Regions from separate parts of the Homo sapiens genome. Here regions 1 and 3 are each linked to region 2. Evidence: chromatin loops called from intact Hi-C (ENCODE). Cell type or tissue: IMR-90. All regions are shown on one strand.

Evidence for each region. A loop is a pair of places that touch in the nucleus more often than their neighbours do. Peaks named below come from ENCODE experiments on the same cell type or tissue, not always from the same donor. Only the 100,000 strongest peaks of a DNase experiment are listed, where the experiment ranks them.
Region 1: it touches region 2 in a loop (14-fold over the local background); 97 of 110 quality-filtered maps call a loop at or near these places.
Region 3: it touches region 2 in a loop (12-fold over the local background); 42 of 110 quality-filtered maps call a loop at or near these places.

What each region holds. Positions count from the first base shown.
Region 1 is chr5:177,402,573-177,407,572 of GRCh38, reverse strand. F12 (coagulation factor XII) reads left to right here. Exons shown (of 14, transcript NM_000505.4): 3 at 1,512-1,611; 4 at 1,768-1,838; 5 at 2,140-2,250; 6 at 2,388-2,519; 7 at 2,659-2,763; 8 at 2,909-3,074; 9 at 3,160-3,377; 10 at 3,483-3,714; 11 at 3,956-4,092; 12 at 4,176-4,319; 13 at 4,875-5,000. Among named protein-coding and RNA genes, the nearest start is that of PFN3, 4.4 kb to the right of the region's middle. RefSeq lists silencers at 2,937-3,266, 3,617-3,666, 3,697-3,746 and enhancers at 3,032-3,889, 4,746-5,000. In IMR-90, CTCF peaks have their summits at 3,011, 3,686 (motif pointing left) and 4,891 (motif pointing right); a DNase peak (open chromatin) is centred at 3,002; H3K4me3 peaks cover 1,412 bases; H3K27me3 peaks cover 1,466 bases.
Region 2 is chr5:177,498,759-177,503,758 of GRCh38, reverse strand. DOK3 (docking protein 3) reads left to right here. Exons shown (of 6, transcript NM_001308236.3): 6 at 1-1,855. Among named protein-coding and RNA genes, the nearest start is that of PDLIM7, 3.7 kb to the right of the region's middle. RefSeq lists enhancers at 1-251, 252-1,205, 1,705-1,754, 1,775-1,844, 1,855-1,904 and 2 more. In IMR-90, a CTCF peak has its summit at 2,611 (motif pointing right); DNase peaks (open chromatin) are centred at 2,638 and 3,068; H3K27ac peaks cover 301 bases.
Region 3 is chr5:177,315,222-177,320,221 of GRCh38, reverse strand. No RefSeq gene overlaps it. Among named protein-coding and RNA genes, the nearest start is that of MXD3, 5.8 kb to the right of the region's middle. RefSeq lists enhancers at 1-284, 2,000-2,294 and a silencer at 2,000-2,294. In IMR-90, a CTCF peak has its summit at 2,164 (motif pointing left); a DNase peak (open chromatin) is centred at 2,141.

The DNA of each region.
Region 1 (5,000 bases), 96 kb after region 2:
CCTCAGGTGGTCCGCCCACCTTAGCCTCCCAAAGTGCTGGGATTACAGGCGTGAGCCACCGCGCCTGGCCCCCATTTGCATCTTAAAGGTCCATCTCAGATCCATTTCCATTTACTGTCCTAGTTCTGGTTTGGTCCTTGGCAAGTGCACTTTGCCTTGAACAAAATAGTGGCAAAAGCTTATTGAGCAGGTACTTTGTGCCAGACACTGCTCAGCATTTCATGGCATTATCTCATGAAGCCCCACGACAATTCCTCTGAAGAAGACACAGGCAATTCTCATTATTCGCGATGGTTATGTTCTATAAAATCACAGTGAACATTGAACTAGCAAACAGTATTAGGTTCCTGTGAGCCTCTGGTCACAACATTTTCATCAACCAACAGCATATAATCTGGTTTTATGTATGATTCTGTTTAAAGACATTTTATTTAGTATATGTGTTGCTGATTCATCAATGCTAAGCTGATGGCACTATAGCACACACCTGAATCAAGTGTCTAACACACGCTTTCTCCCTAAGGTAGCCTTCTTGTGCTTAGGAACTACACAGCTCTTCAGCAGGAGGCTCAGAGGCCATTTCCAAAAGCCAAATCCCCAGCAAAAGCACAAAGTGTGAAAAACGTTGCACTAAGTAGACTGAGAAGGACACTCATTCAATAGGAGAGCTGAAACAAGCAGCAGCAGCGTGACGCCTTGTTGAACCTTAACTGGGAATGTGCAAATTTTTCACTGCTCTGTGCATGCCCACAAATGGCCATGAAAACATTTCAAGTATTGACTTGGGAGTTACAAATAAAATTCAGCAAGTAGGCACATTCTCAATGTAGAACCAGAGAAGAATGAGGATCAACTGTACTATTATTACTGCCGTTTTACAGATAAGGAAACCAAGGCTCAGATCAGAGTGGTTAACAGTGACTTCAACATTCAACAAGTATTATTAAGTGCCTACTTTGTGGCAAGTGCTCTTCCTGGCCTTGGGACTGAAGACTTACCCAAGGTCACACAGCTAGCAGGTTGTGGAGTCAGGAGTCTACTCCAGCTATCTGACTCCTGAACCCAAGTTTTTTTTTTTTTCTTTAAGATGGAGTCTCACTCTGTCACCCAGGCTGGAGTGCAGTGGCGCGATCTCGGCTCACTGCAAGCTCCGCCTCCCGGGTTCACACCATTCTCCTGCCTCGGCCTCCCGAGTAGCTGGGACTACAGGCACCTGCCACCACCCCCAGCTAATTTTTTTGTATTTTTAGTAGAGAGGGGGTTTCACTGTATTAGCCAGGATGGTCTTGATCTCCTGACCTCGTGATCTGCCCGCCTTGGCCTCCCAAAGTGCTGGGATTACAGGCTTGAGCCACCGCGCCCGGCCCTGAACCCAACTTTTAGAGCAGAAAGTGTTTTCAATGCACAGCGACCTTTTTGAGGGTCTGTCCTTTTCCTGACCAGACCCTGAGGGACAGTGCCTGAGCAGTTGAGTACAGGGGAAGTCCTCAGAGAGTGTGTTGTCCCTGCAGTTCTCACTGTCACCGGGGAGCCCTGCCACTTCCCCTTCCAGTACCACCGGCAGCTGTACCACAAATGTACCCACAAGGGCCGGCCAGGCCCTCAGCCCTGGTAAGACTACGCAGAGGAGTTGGAGCAGGGGCCTGGGAGACATGTACCCTGCCTGTCCTTCTGTCCAAGGAACTCTGCTTGGAGAGAGGGGACTGTGATAGGGCAGGGTGGGCCAGGCCCCTGGGTAGAGCAGGGAAGCCTTGTCTCTTTCTACAGGTGTGCTACCACCCCCAACTTTGATCAGGACCAGCGATGGGGATACTGTTTGGAGCCCAAGAAAGTGAAAGGTGCTACACACAGCCTCTGGGGTGGCCTGGGGCTCTCTCCTCCCGCCTCATTACTCTCCTGGTATCACCAGACCCCACACACCTGGGATTCTGGACCCAGCCCCTTCTCTCCCTCCACAATACCCTTTGGAAGTCCAGAGGGAGAGTTCTGGGAAGGAGTGGTCCCATTTTGCAGGTGGGTAAACCAAGCTTGGAAACTTGGAGTAGCAAGGTCACAAGGCAAGTAGGTTCAAGAAGGGCCTTGGCCCCCAGCTGTGTGACTCAGCTCCCTGCTCTTCCTTCCACCATGTCCATCTCTCAGACCACTGCAGCAAACACAGCCCCTGCCAGAAAGGAGGGACCTGTGTGAACATGCCAAGCGGCCCCCACTGTCTCTGTCCACAACACCTCACTGGAAACCACTGCCAGAAAGGTGAGGAGATGTGGAGGACCTGGGCGGGGTGCTGGGGGACAGGGGCAACCCTGGGCCTACAGAATAGGTTGCTGGATACTCGGAGACTTGGCATGGTCCTAGACTCTCCTGAGACCACTATCCCTCTTTGTCCCCAGAGAAGTGCTTTGAGCCTCAGCTTCTCCGGTTTTTCCACAAGAATGAGATATGGTATAGAACTGAGCAAGCAGCTGTGGCCAGATGCCAGTGCAAGGGTCCTGATGCCCACTGCCAGCGGCTGGCCAGCCAGGGTGAGCAGATGGTTGGGAACGGGCCAGGGAGGAGCGTCAGGAAGACAGGCTGGCAGGAGGCCGGGTGGTGTGCCAGGAAGGAGAGCTCTCTGGGGGGGTCTTTAGGCCCAGGGGTGGCTCACTGCGTTCCCTCCCCAAGCCTGCCGCACCAACCCGTGCCTCCATGGGGGTCGCTGCCTAGAGGTGGAGGGCCACCGCCTGTGCCACTGCCCGGTGGGCTACACCGGAGCCTTCTGCGACGTGGGTGAGTGAGGGTCTGGGGCAAGCAGAAGGCCAGCCCCCAGGTGGGACGGGCTTGCCAGGAAGGAGGAGGGAGAGTGCGGAAAGCAGATGAGAGGGAGGCAGGAGAGCCCAGCCTTGGCTGCCCAGGGAGCCCCCTTTCTCCTCAGACACCAAGGCAAGCTGCTATGATGGCCGCGGGCTCAGCTACCGCGGCCTGGCCAGGACCACGCTCTCGGGTGCGCCCTGTCAGCCGTGGGCCTCGGAGGCCACCTACCGGAACGTGACTGCCGAGCAAGCGCGGAACTGGGGACTGGGCGGCCACGCCTTCTGCCGGTGCGCCGCGTGGGGCTGGGTGACCCCTCCGCCCCAGGGCTCCGGGCTCCCGGCGCTCTAACGGCGCCCCGTCGTGTGGCTACAGGAACCCGGACAACGACATCCGCCCGTGGTGCTTCGTGCTGAACCGCGACCGGCTGAGCTGGGAGTACTGCGACCTGGCACAGTGCCAGACCCCAACCCAGGCGGCGCCTCCGACCCCGGTGTCCCCTAGGCTTCATGTCCCACTCATGCCCGCGCAGCCGGCACCGCCGAAGCCTCAGCCCACGACCCGGACCCCGCCTCAGTCCCAGACCCCGGGAGGTTAGGAAGTGGGGGGGGGAAGGAGGAGCCGAGAGGGCGCCGGGCGAGCTAGATTCCGGCCAGCCGGCCGCGGGCTCTCCGTCCTCAGCCCCTGCTCCTCCACAGCCTTGCCGGCGAAGCGGGAGCAGCCGCCTTCCCTGACCAGGAACGGCCCACTGAGCTGCGGGCAGCGGCTCCGCAAGAGTCTGTCTTCGATGACCCGCGTCGTTGGCGGGCTGGTGGCGCTACGCGGGGCGCACCCCTACATCGCCGCGCTGTACTGGGGCCACAGTTTCTGCGCCGGCAGCCTCATCGCCCCCTGCTGGGTGCTGACGGCCGCTCACTGCCTGCAGGACCGGCGAGTACCCGCCCGCCCAGAGCCGCCCCAGGGGCCGCGGCTCCTCCGTCTCCCAGCGCAGCTTCCACGCTGCACCCGAACCCGTGCCCTACCTTCTCCCGCCCCACCCTTCTTTCCACGCCCCTCCGGAGCTCCCGGGGAGGAAGCTGGAACACGGGATTGGGGTTCGGGAGCAGGGGGCTTCCCCAGAACGCTTGTGGCCAGGTCTGAGAGCGCTGCCTCTCCCCTACCCCCCCCGCAGGCCCGCACCCGAGGATCTGACGGTGGTGCTCGGCCAGGAACGCCGTAACCACAGCTGTGAGCCGTGCCAGACGTTGGCCGTGCGCTCCTACCGCTTGCACGAGGCCTTCTCGCCCGTCAGCTACCAGCACGACCTGGGTGCGTGGGGGCGCCCCGCGGGGACGGGAAGAGAGCTTGGGGCCCCGGCGTCCCCGCCTCACGCTCCTCTCCGCCCGGGTTAGCTCTGTTGCGCCTTCAGGAGGATGCGGACGGCAGCTGCGCGCTCCTGTCGCCTTACGTTCAGCCGGTGTGCCTGCCAAGCGGCGCCGCGCGACCCTCCGAGACCACGCTCTGCCAGGTGGCCGGCTGGGGCCACCAGTTCGAGGGTAGGCACAACTGCTAGGGGCAGGGGTAGGGGAGGAGACCTTTGATCACTGGGTTAGGCGGAAGAAGCCCGCGACTTTGGTATCGTTCCGGGTGCCTACAGAATGGGTGGCGCTGACCTGATGGGTTGTGAGAATGTGTAGGTGAATCCCAGGTAGAATCCCAGGGCCTGGGATTCACTGCTGGGATCCCCAAATCTCCTGGGGATACAGGGAGAATCGAACTTGCTCTTGGTTCCCTCTGGGCGCCGGGCTGCAAAGGCCAACTAGGACGCTGGCCCCGCGCTCCGGGCTAGTGTGGGAGCCAGGTTCTGCGACTCTGGATGGGTGGTGGGGGAGGGGTTTCTGTTTCCGCTCCGCCCATTCAAATCCTGGCTTTTCTCTGGACCTCAGCCTCCTTGCCTATGAAATTGAATTAATGGCACCTCCTCCCCTTCGGGCTTGCTGCGAGAGAGGAAGGGCATGAGTGGGTTTACAAGCGCCTGGAGCAGCTTTGTCCATCGTCCGGGCGGCAAGCGTTGTCAGATGGGGTGTGAAGAAGGCGCTCTGTGTTCGCAGGGGCGGAGGAATATGCCAGCTTCCTGCAGGAGGCGCAGGTACCGTTCCTCTCCCTGGAGCGCTGCTCAGCCCCGGACGTGCACGGATCCTCCATCCTCCCCGGCATGCTCTGCGCAGGGTTCCTCG
Region 2 (5,000 bases):
CTCACGGCACACGCCCCTGCCCACGTTCATTGCGGCCAACACAAGCACCCTGTGCCGGTTCCAGGGGCACAGGTGACCTGGGCCTTACCTGCCACCCGTGGGCTCAAACCCACTGCAGCAGACAGACGGGATGGAAATCATTAGGACTCCATGTTGCTCTGCACGGCCGAGTGACACGAAGAGGCAGGCGGAGGGAGCTGTGAGGCTTACTTGTCAGACTCAGGAAGGAGCAACATGAGGGCCCAACTGGAGACCCGGAGGCCCGAGCTGGGAGGAGGCAGTGGGGGCGGGGTGCAGGTGGAAGGGATTTCAGAGACACCCTCGTCCAAAACACTTGTTCCCTGCTGAAACTCCAACAATTTGCAGATACTTCTGGGAACCCCAGGCGTCAGTCTCCTCATCTGTAAAGGAGAGAGAACCGATGACGTATCAGGCATAATCCTTGATGAGAGTTTGCTGCGTGCCTACTCAGTGCCAGGCGCTGGGGGACACAGCCGTGTTCAGGACAGCCTTGGTCCTGTTCTCCGGGAGCCGACATTCCAGGGGGAGAGAAGTTTCCTGAAGACTTCCATGCTGCGTTCCCTCCTCTGCTCCTGCTCCTGGCGCCATCCTAGGAGCCAGCCACGCACGCAAGCGTCATGCCTCCAGGGCTCTGACTGCCCAGCCCCTCACCGCAACTCCACCTCAGCTGCACACACCCTTGGCACATCCTGAACCTCATTTTCATGACGGACACACAATTTTTGCTCTCTCCTGTCCAAGCCTCATCCTCTGGCCGCCACCTCCTTCCAGCTCACTTCCTTTAGTGCGGCCAGTACCGCCCCTGCCTAGGCATGTCGACCTGCAGGGACCCTTTTCTGGCTCTTCGAGGCCTCTGCCCACCATCCCCTCTTTGTTCTCCATAGTCCCTTCCCCCTGTTCTCTCTCGTTTCATCTTACTGGTCTGGCAAAGTCCCCGGCCTTGGGCGAGCCCAGACCTCCTCAGTGCCTGCACACAGCTGCCCACAGCCAGAGAAATCCATTTAAGCAGACTGCCTGCATCCTTCTTAACAGTGCAAGGCAGGCACTCCCTGCCACAAGAGACCCTGTTCCCTAGTAGGGCAGCTTTTCTCCTCCCCAGAACCTCCTGTCTATCCCCACCCAATGTCTCCTCACAGGCATATTGGGGAAACAGGTCGGGCTCTCCCACCGTATCTGCAAGTGTACTGGCATCCATCTGTCTTCTTCCTACCCCTACAGTAGAAACAGTGTCTGTCCCCAGCTGTGCTCTGATCCCGGCTCCTTTCACCTCAGAGCTTGGAAAATTGAGCTGTCCCCACTCTCTCCTGCGCCCATTCATCCTACCAGCAGCTTTTCCAGCCACACGCAAACATGCTCTGTAATTTCACATTTTAAACCTTCCCTTGACCTCACATTCCTCTTCGGCCACCTCTGTTTCTCTGTTCCTCTTCACAGCAAAAACTGTTCAAAAGAGTTGTTGATTACTTTCATTTCCACTTTCTCACCCCCATTCTCCCCTCAATTAACTCTCCTTCATCCCCATGATGCCATTATGTGGCTTTTATTAGAGTCACCAACCTTATTCTCCAAAACAAAAGCAACAAGGACTTTGACTTCTCAGCAGCACTCGGCTCTGGTTCTTGAAACACCCCCGTTACTTGCTATTCCTCCTACCTCATAACAATCTCCTTCCCAGCCTCTACTGCTGCCTTCTCTGAGTTCTTCCCAGGGTCCTAGGCTCAGATGTAGTGTAGCTCAACCCTGCTACACAAAGAATCTCCTGAAAGCCTGTAAAAATGTCCATGCATGTTCTGTGAGTGATCTACCAAGAAAATAAAAAATTTTAAAAATCAAATGCCCATGCCTGGGCCCACACGCAGGGGCTCTGATTTCATCAGTCTGGTAGGTGGGTTCTGGGCATCCACGCTCACTGGATTTCCGGATGATTGTAGTATGCAGCCTAGGCTGGGAACCACTGGCCTCAGCAAGCCAGTCATTCTCCAGGTGTCACAGACCCTCTAGGTGCTAATGACCCCGAAGGTCTGTCTTCAGTGCACACCTCCCCCTGAGCTCCAGATTTAGGAATCCCACTGCACACGAGACATCTGGATGTGGAAAAGACATCTCCAGATCCCATGGGTGAAAGGGGGTTGGGGGAATGGAGACTCTGGTGTTCTTCCAGGATGTGTGTGGACACAGAATGCAAAGCCTGGAGGGATGCTAGAGCCATAGGGAGGAAGATTTTGGCTCACTTATTCATGCAAGCACTTCCTGATGGGTAAGGTCTTAGAGCAAGCTGAGGCCAAGAGGCGGGCAGTCGAGGTGCTGCTGCAGGCACCCCCACTCCCTACAGTGGCAAGCCCAAGCCCAGCCCTTGGCAGCTCAAATCCCAGGACACGCTGAAGGTCACCCAGAGAGTCAGGGGCATGGCTAGAACCAGAACCCAGGACTCTGGGGACCCAGCATGGCATCCTTTCCTTCATTACAAATCTGAGCTGCTTTGTTTCCTAGGGATTTCTGTGATATTCCAAGGGGACTGTGGGAAAGAAAGTCCTTGGAAACCACCAGGACGCTAGAGGCCTGGCCTGGAGCCTCAGGAGTCTCGGCCACCAGAGGGCGCTGGGTCCTTGTCCAGGTCCAGTTGCTACGCAGGGGCTGCCTGTGCTGGGAGGCTCCCCAGGGGACACAGACCAGAGCCTTGCACCAGCCCAAGGAATGGGAGCCTGGGGTCCTCTCTGCTGGAGGACTGCCAGGACCCCCAGGCTGCCGCCTCTTCCTTTGCTCATTTGCTGTTTCACTTTGTCAATCCTTCCTTTCTTCGTGTGTTCATTCACATCCACTGTGTGCTGGCCCTGGGGAAATGTTAGATAAGACACATTAGCTGTGTGTCTTCATTGTCCTAACAAAGAACACACCCTGGAAAGAGCACCGCAGAGAGTCCCCATTCCCCCATCTCCCTCCACACATGGAATCTGGAGATGCCTTTTCCACATCCAGATGTCTCTGGTGCTGTGGGATTCTTAAATAAACAAACATTTCATACAGAATGTGAGATGATGGAGATGCTATGGGGAAAAATAAAGCAGAGGGAGGGCCTAGTGTGTGATGCGGGTGAGGCATCCAGGGATTGCTGTTTCAGCTGTGATCAGGAAAGGCCCTGGGAGGAGGCCACATCTGAGCAGAGACCTAAATAAAGTTGGAAACCTGTTGCTGAGATATCTGGAGAAGTGTTTCAAGGGCCGGGCACCGGGCATGGTGGCTCACGCCTGTAATCCCAGCACTTTGGGAGGCCAAGGCAGGTGGATCGCTGGAGGTCAGGAGTTTGAGAGCAGCCTGACCAACATGGAGAAACCCCATCTCTACTAAACATATAAAAATTATCCGGGCATGGTGGTTCATGCCTGTAGTCCCAGCTACTCGGGAGGTTGAGGCAGGAGAATCACTTGAACGTGGGAGGCAGAGGTTGCAGCAAGCCGAGATCACACCACTGCACTCCAGCCTGGATGACAGAGCGAGACTCCGTCTCAAAAAAAAAAAAGAAAAGAAAAAAGAAAAAAAAAGAAAAGTGTTTCAAGCAGGGGAACTGGCAAGTGGAGAGGCCCTGAGGCAGAAATATGCTTGGCCTGCTGGAGGAAATGTGAGTGAGGAGGTCAGGGTGGCTGGAGTGGAGGGAGCGAGTGGTAGGAGTCAGACCCAGTTTATTCATATTCTGTAGGTCTTAAGGACTTCAGTTTTATTTTGAGTGCAATATGAGCCCACTGGAATGCTAAAAGCTGAGAGTGACATGGTGCTGTGATTCTGGCTTTAAAAATATCACTTTGGCTGCTTCGTGAAGACTCTGGAAGGGGCAAGGGTGAAAGCAGGGATGCCCGTTAGGAGACCGTTACAGGGGCGCAGGCACAAAATGGCAGTGGCTGGGACAATGGTGGCAGCAGCGGTTAGATGTGAACATGTTGAAGGTGGAATTTGCAGAATCTGGGGGAGGACAGAAGAGAAAGGATAACTTCATCGTTTCTGCTGAACCAGTTGGATAAATGTTGGTGGCACTTCTTGAAGTGAGGAAGGAGTTAGGAAGGTGGGAAAGGCACAAGTTTGAATTGGGCCATGATGGTCTGAGATACCTAGTACAGTGGTTCCCCAACCTTTTTGGCAGAAGGGACCGCTTTCATGGAAGACAATTTTTCCACAGACTGGGGGTGGGGTGGGGATGGTTTCAGGGTGGTTCGAGTGCAGTACATTTATCATTAGACTCTTTTTTTTTTTTTTTTTTTGAGATAGAGTCTCGCTCTGTCACCCACACTGGAGTGCAGTGGAGCCATCTTGGCTCACTACAACCTCTGCTGCCCAGGTTCAAGTCATTCTCCTGCCTCAGCCTCTCAAGTAGCTGGGATTATAGGCATATGCGCCACCACGCCCAGCTAATTTTTGTATTTTTAGTAGAGACGGGGTTTCACCATATTGGCCAGGATGGTCTCGAACTCCTGACCTCAAGTGATCCTCCCCCGCCTCAACCTCCCAAAGTGCTGGGGTTACAGGCGTGAACCACTGCACCCGGCCCATTTATCATTAGATTCTCATAAGGAATGAGCAACCTAGATCCCTCGCATGCACAGTTCACAATAGGGTTCACGCTCCTATGGGAGTCTAATGCTGCCGCTGCACTCAGCTTCTCTGGCTTGCCGCTGCTCACCTTCTGCTGTGCAGCCCAGTTCCTAACAGGCCACAAACGGGGAGTTGGGGACCCCTGATCTAGTAAACATCTAGGCAGGGTTTTGGATAATGGAGTTAGAGTTCCTGGGGAGAGGTCAGGCTGGCCATGAAACATGGGATGCCTTTGCATATAGGTGGTGTTGAAAGCCACAGGACAGTACGGGGTCTCAGGGGGTGAGCATAAAGAGAGGCGACATCAGATGGCCAAGGCCAGAGGCAGAGGAGGATGGGAAGGAGGGGCCAGTGGGGCAGGGGGAAGCTGTGAAGCCAGGGAAAAAGGGTGTTTCGCG
Region 3 (5,000 bases), 180 kb after region 2:
TGTAACAGACACAGAAATGACTGCCATGGTGGGAAGAAGCTTATACTCACAGTTCCCTAGAAACAGGCGGCACCGCACACTAACACGGGCCACACGGGGAAGCACCAGTGTTGGTCGGGGGCAGAGGGAGGGAGGGGAACTGTGGGGCAAGAGCCTTTATTGTGGTTTGCTTAGGAAGGAACCTGAGAGGCAGAGTGAGCAGGTCTAGGATTGCCTAGCTTGAATAATTTCAATGGGTTTGGGGTAGGATGTCCCTAGTTGTCCAGTCTCTGGGGGATAGTGGTGCAGCGTGTAAGAGCCCAGTAAAGGAGGTGGTTGGAAGGTATGGGCTCTGGATTGGTTAGTATGAATATGAAAGGCACGGCACGCTTGCAGGTGAGTGAGTGAGTTACTATCTCTAGGAATTGGATGAGAGGATGGAGTATGATGAACCTTTGATTCCTGGAGGGCCATGAGTTCACTGTGGTATGGAAATGCAGCTGTGCTGTGATCAGTTAGTGGAGGCAAAAATTAATAATGAATTTTAGAAATGATGGATGCAACTCCCAAGGAGTTAGTTCACTGGACGTATAAGGAAATGCAAAGTAACTAGAAACAAGCTAAATATACCATCCTATTGTTCTCTGTAGCAACAATGAAGGCAAAAGATGGTGATAGGGCAGATCCTGAGATTGGGCCAAGCTTGGATTGTGGCTGGTCTGAGCTACAGCTATTCCCAGGGCCACTTTTGAGGGGGAAAATTATGCTGAAACAACAGTGAAGATGGTTAGAATGATTCACAAGAGAGTGGGGAAAACAAAGGGAAGAGTCAAGATACTCATCCCAGCAGGATGGAATCTTTAAAGGGTTCTTAATGAAATGGACTGAATAAAGTAGGCATTGATGGGGTCAAAACAAAGGTCATCTCCAACACCCTTGGAAGTCCTTGGGTGGACAGATGGGAGCTTCTGCTGGTCCCCCACTATTGAAGGGCCCTAAACAAATCTGATTTACTCACCTTAGTTTGGAAGATTTTAAAATGTTAGAGGGAGGCCGGCCTGTAATCCCAGCACTTTGGGAGGATCACCTGAGGTCAGGAGTTCGAGACCAGGCTGACCAACATGGTGAAACCCCATCTCTACCAAAAATACAAAAAAATGGTCAGGCGTGGGGGCACACGCCTGTAATCCCAGCACTTTGGGAGGCTGAGGCGGGCGGATCATGAGGTCAGGAGATCGAGATCATCCTGGCTAACACGGTGAAACCCTGTCTCTACTAAAAATACAAAAAGTTAGCCGGGTGTGGTGGCACGTGCCTGTAGTCCCAGTTACTTGGGAGGCTGAGGCAGGAGAACCGCTTGAACCCAGGAGGCAGAGGTTGCAGTGAGCTGAGATCACACCATTGCACTCCAGCCTGGGCAACAAGAGCAAAACTCTGTCTAAAAAGCAAACAAACAAACAAACAGACAAACTAGCCAGGCATGGTGGCGGGTGCCTGTAATCCCAGCTACTCAGGAGGCTGAGGCAGGAGAATCGCTTGAACCCAGGAGGCAGAGGTTGCAGTAAGCTGAGATCGCGCCATTGCGCTCCAGCCTGGGCGACAGAGTGAGACTCCGTCTCCAGGAAAAAAAAAAAAGGCCAGAGGGAAAGATGACAAGGAGAAAGCTGATAGGTAGTCACCTGGGGCAATTGTGCCACAATCTAATCAAGATAATGACTGACACCCACTGCGGACCCAAGGCCATGTGGACATGAGCCGGTGAAATGGTCAGGGGCTGCAGGAGAGACTTTACTGGGACACCTTTTTGTGGAACCCAAGCTCTGTGATTCCAAAATCTATTTGTGAAGTCCCAATGGGAGCGAGAGTTCGACTGGGAGAATATGGGAATGTGATACCTGATGGAATGGAAACGGTGAGGGTTGAGCAGGCTTTATGCAAAGCGACTGCAGCTCCTTTACCTGAATGTACTATGGGGGTGGATATTGGGTCTGGCTGAGGTGTTTCTCTTACCTAGCATGCTAAAGCGGAAGGCATGTGAATCTCCCCACCTGCCAATATTGATTGGATGTACTTGATGGAAACCAGTAAGATTGCCCAAGCCTGTGCAAGTTGTTCATTTGTTGTACCGTAGCCCCGCTGAGGAGCAGACTGGACCTGAGGGCAAAAGCCGGAGTGCCACCTAGTGGCAACCACTGGGATTTTGGACCAGGAAATTTCCATTTGACTAACTTGCTATTGGATTTAATTAAAGTCCAATTGCCCCTATGACTTAAGGACATAAAATAACCTTGAAACCTGAAATACTTATAATTTCTTGGGTGATGTTGGGGAAATACTCTGATAGGAGGGCAGTGCCCAGAAGGGTCCATCATCATTTGGAAATGATTTTTCTGGAAACATGCTATCTGGGGAATGCAAGAAGGCCGTCCCAAGTGGGTGCCTCTTCCCCCACAGGCAACTTCAGAGCCACCTAAGGAGTTTCACGGGCCACATGGGCAGTGAGTGCCCTATGAACAGCTCTCTATTGACCAACAAGAGCCGCCTGGTTTATGGATGACAGGCGGCTTTCAAGGTGACAGGACAGCTTCCTATCTGGAAGACCATCAAAGAAGGTAAAAACAAATCACCTCAGCAGGTTGAATTGACTGGTGTTTGTGCTACATCTCACGGGCAGTGGCCAACCTGCCCGCACAGTCAGCAGAAGGGCAATGGAAAACTGGCCTATTAGTGATCCCACTAATAGGTCCACATGGGCCTGTGGACATCATTATGGGAGTCGGAGGGGTACATTAAAGTAGGACGTTTGATGTTCATCAGAAGAACCCCATTCCAGGATCAGGGGGTGATTGGATTCAGTCAGTGGATATTCTGGTGTGCTCACTTAAGGAGGCCTCATGATATGAGGGACATACGGGGTTGCCACAGTGCAGGGATGGACTGAGTCTAGACATGTTCCCCTTGCACCCTCTGAGGCACAAAACACCAGTAACTGTTCTGTCTGTCAACGAGAGGCTTGATAGGCAAGTCACACTGAAGCCTGTAGCCCCAGGAAGTGTAAGTCGTGGCAGGAACAGTCACTCTGCACACTGGGCTCAGCTTCCCTGTGGTAGATGCAAATGCTCACAGCACAGTAAAAGGACTGGAACTCAGCTGAGCGCAGTGGCTCACGCCTGTAATCCCAGCATTTTAGGAGGCCGAGGTGGGCAGATCACCTGAGGTCAGGAGTGCGAGACCAGCCTGGCCAACATGGTGAAACCCTGTCTCTACTAAAAATATAAAAATTAGCCGGGCATGGTGGCAGGTGCCTGTAATCTCAGCTACTTGGGAGGCTGAGGCAAGGGAATCGCTTGAACCCAGGAGGTGGAGGTTGCAGTGAGCCGAGACCGCGCCATCCATTGCCCTCCAGCCTGGGGGACAAGAGCGAGACTTCATCTCAAAAAAAAAAAAAAAAAGGTACCAATTTGGACTCTGCCAGGTCACATTTCTTCAGACCAAGGAACACATTTTACAGCACATAGTGTCCAACAGTGGCGGAGACATCCTCCCCAGAGTGATGGTTTGATGAAGAATTGGAATAGGCAAGTGAAACATTTGTTGACTGAAATAGGAAAAGCCAGGCAAGGTGGCTCATGCCTGTAATCCTAGCACTTTGGGAGGCCGAGGCAGACGGATTGCTTGAGCTCAAGAGTTTGAGACCAGCCTGGGCAACAATGGCAAAATCCTGTCTCTACAAAAAATACAAAAAATTAGCTGGGCGTGGTGTTGCACACCTGTAATCCTAGCTACTCAGGAGGCTGAGGCAGGAGGATCACCTGAGCCTGCGAGGTCAAGGCTGTAGTGAGCTGTGTTCATACCACTGCACTCCAGCCTGGGCAACAAAGTAAGACCCTTCATATATTACCAAGTTGGGCAACATACATGAAATTGGGGTTAGAGTAGGGAAGTATGGGTAGAATAAGACAGGAAAAATATTTGAAGAGATAAGAACTGAAAACTTTTGCAGAAGCTCAAGACACCCCAGGCAAGGCAAGCACCAAGAAAACCACACCCAGGCGTGTCACAGCCAACAGTTGAAAACCAAAGGTGAAGAGAAAATATTAAAAGCAGATAGAGGATAACAATACATTATATCCAGTGGAAAAATAAGACTTTCAGCTGACTTAGAAAAAATGCAAATCAGGCCGGGTGCGGTGGCTCAAGCCAGTAATCCCAACACTTTGGGAGACTGAGGGGGGCAAATCACCTGAGGTCAGGAGTTCAAGACCAGCTTGGCCAACATGGTGAAACCCCATCTCTACAAAAAATAAAAAAATTAGGCATGGTGGCATGCAGCTGTGGTCCCAGCTACTTGGGAGGCTGAGGCGGGAGAATTGCTTGAGCCCAGCAGGTCAAGGCTGCAATGAGCCCTCATTGTGTCACTGCACTCCAGCTGGGTGACAGCAGAAGACCCCACCTCAAAAAAAAAAAAAAAAAAAATGGCCATACTACTGAGCCTACAGAGGCCTGTTTGCAGTGTTCCTCCCCGGATAGCAGGGGCTGCCAGGCACTTCTGAGACCTGTCTAGCCAGGGCTGGCCTCTTGGCTTAGCCCCTGTGACACCAAGCGAGGGACCGGCTGGCACCCAACTCCTGATCATTATGCTGCACTGCCACAACAGCTGGGGTTGGCGGGGGGGGGGGGTGCGTTCCAGAGGTGGCCTCTGTGTGGGGGTCTGCTGACTGCTTCTTCTGACATCCTATGGGCATGGAGACACAGGCCCACCAGCCCTTCCCTACCCCTTGCCTATGGCTTGGCCAAGCCCCTGTTCGGCATTGGTTTGCTCTGTCGCTGAGGTCGTAGTCTGCAGGAAGAGGCTGACCCTGAGAGATGCAGGGCCCACTGCTACTTGGGAGAATGCGCTGAAGGAGGGAGGCCTGGGAACCTCCTGGAGCAAGTGACATTGAGCAGAGATGGCAGAGGCAGGGAGGTGGGCAAGGCCATGGCATGTCCCCTGCCCAGCTCAAACTTTGTCCTGAAGGCCA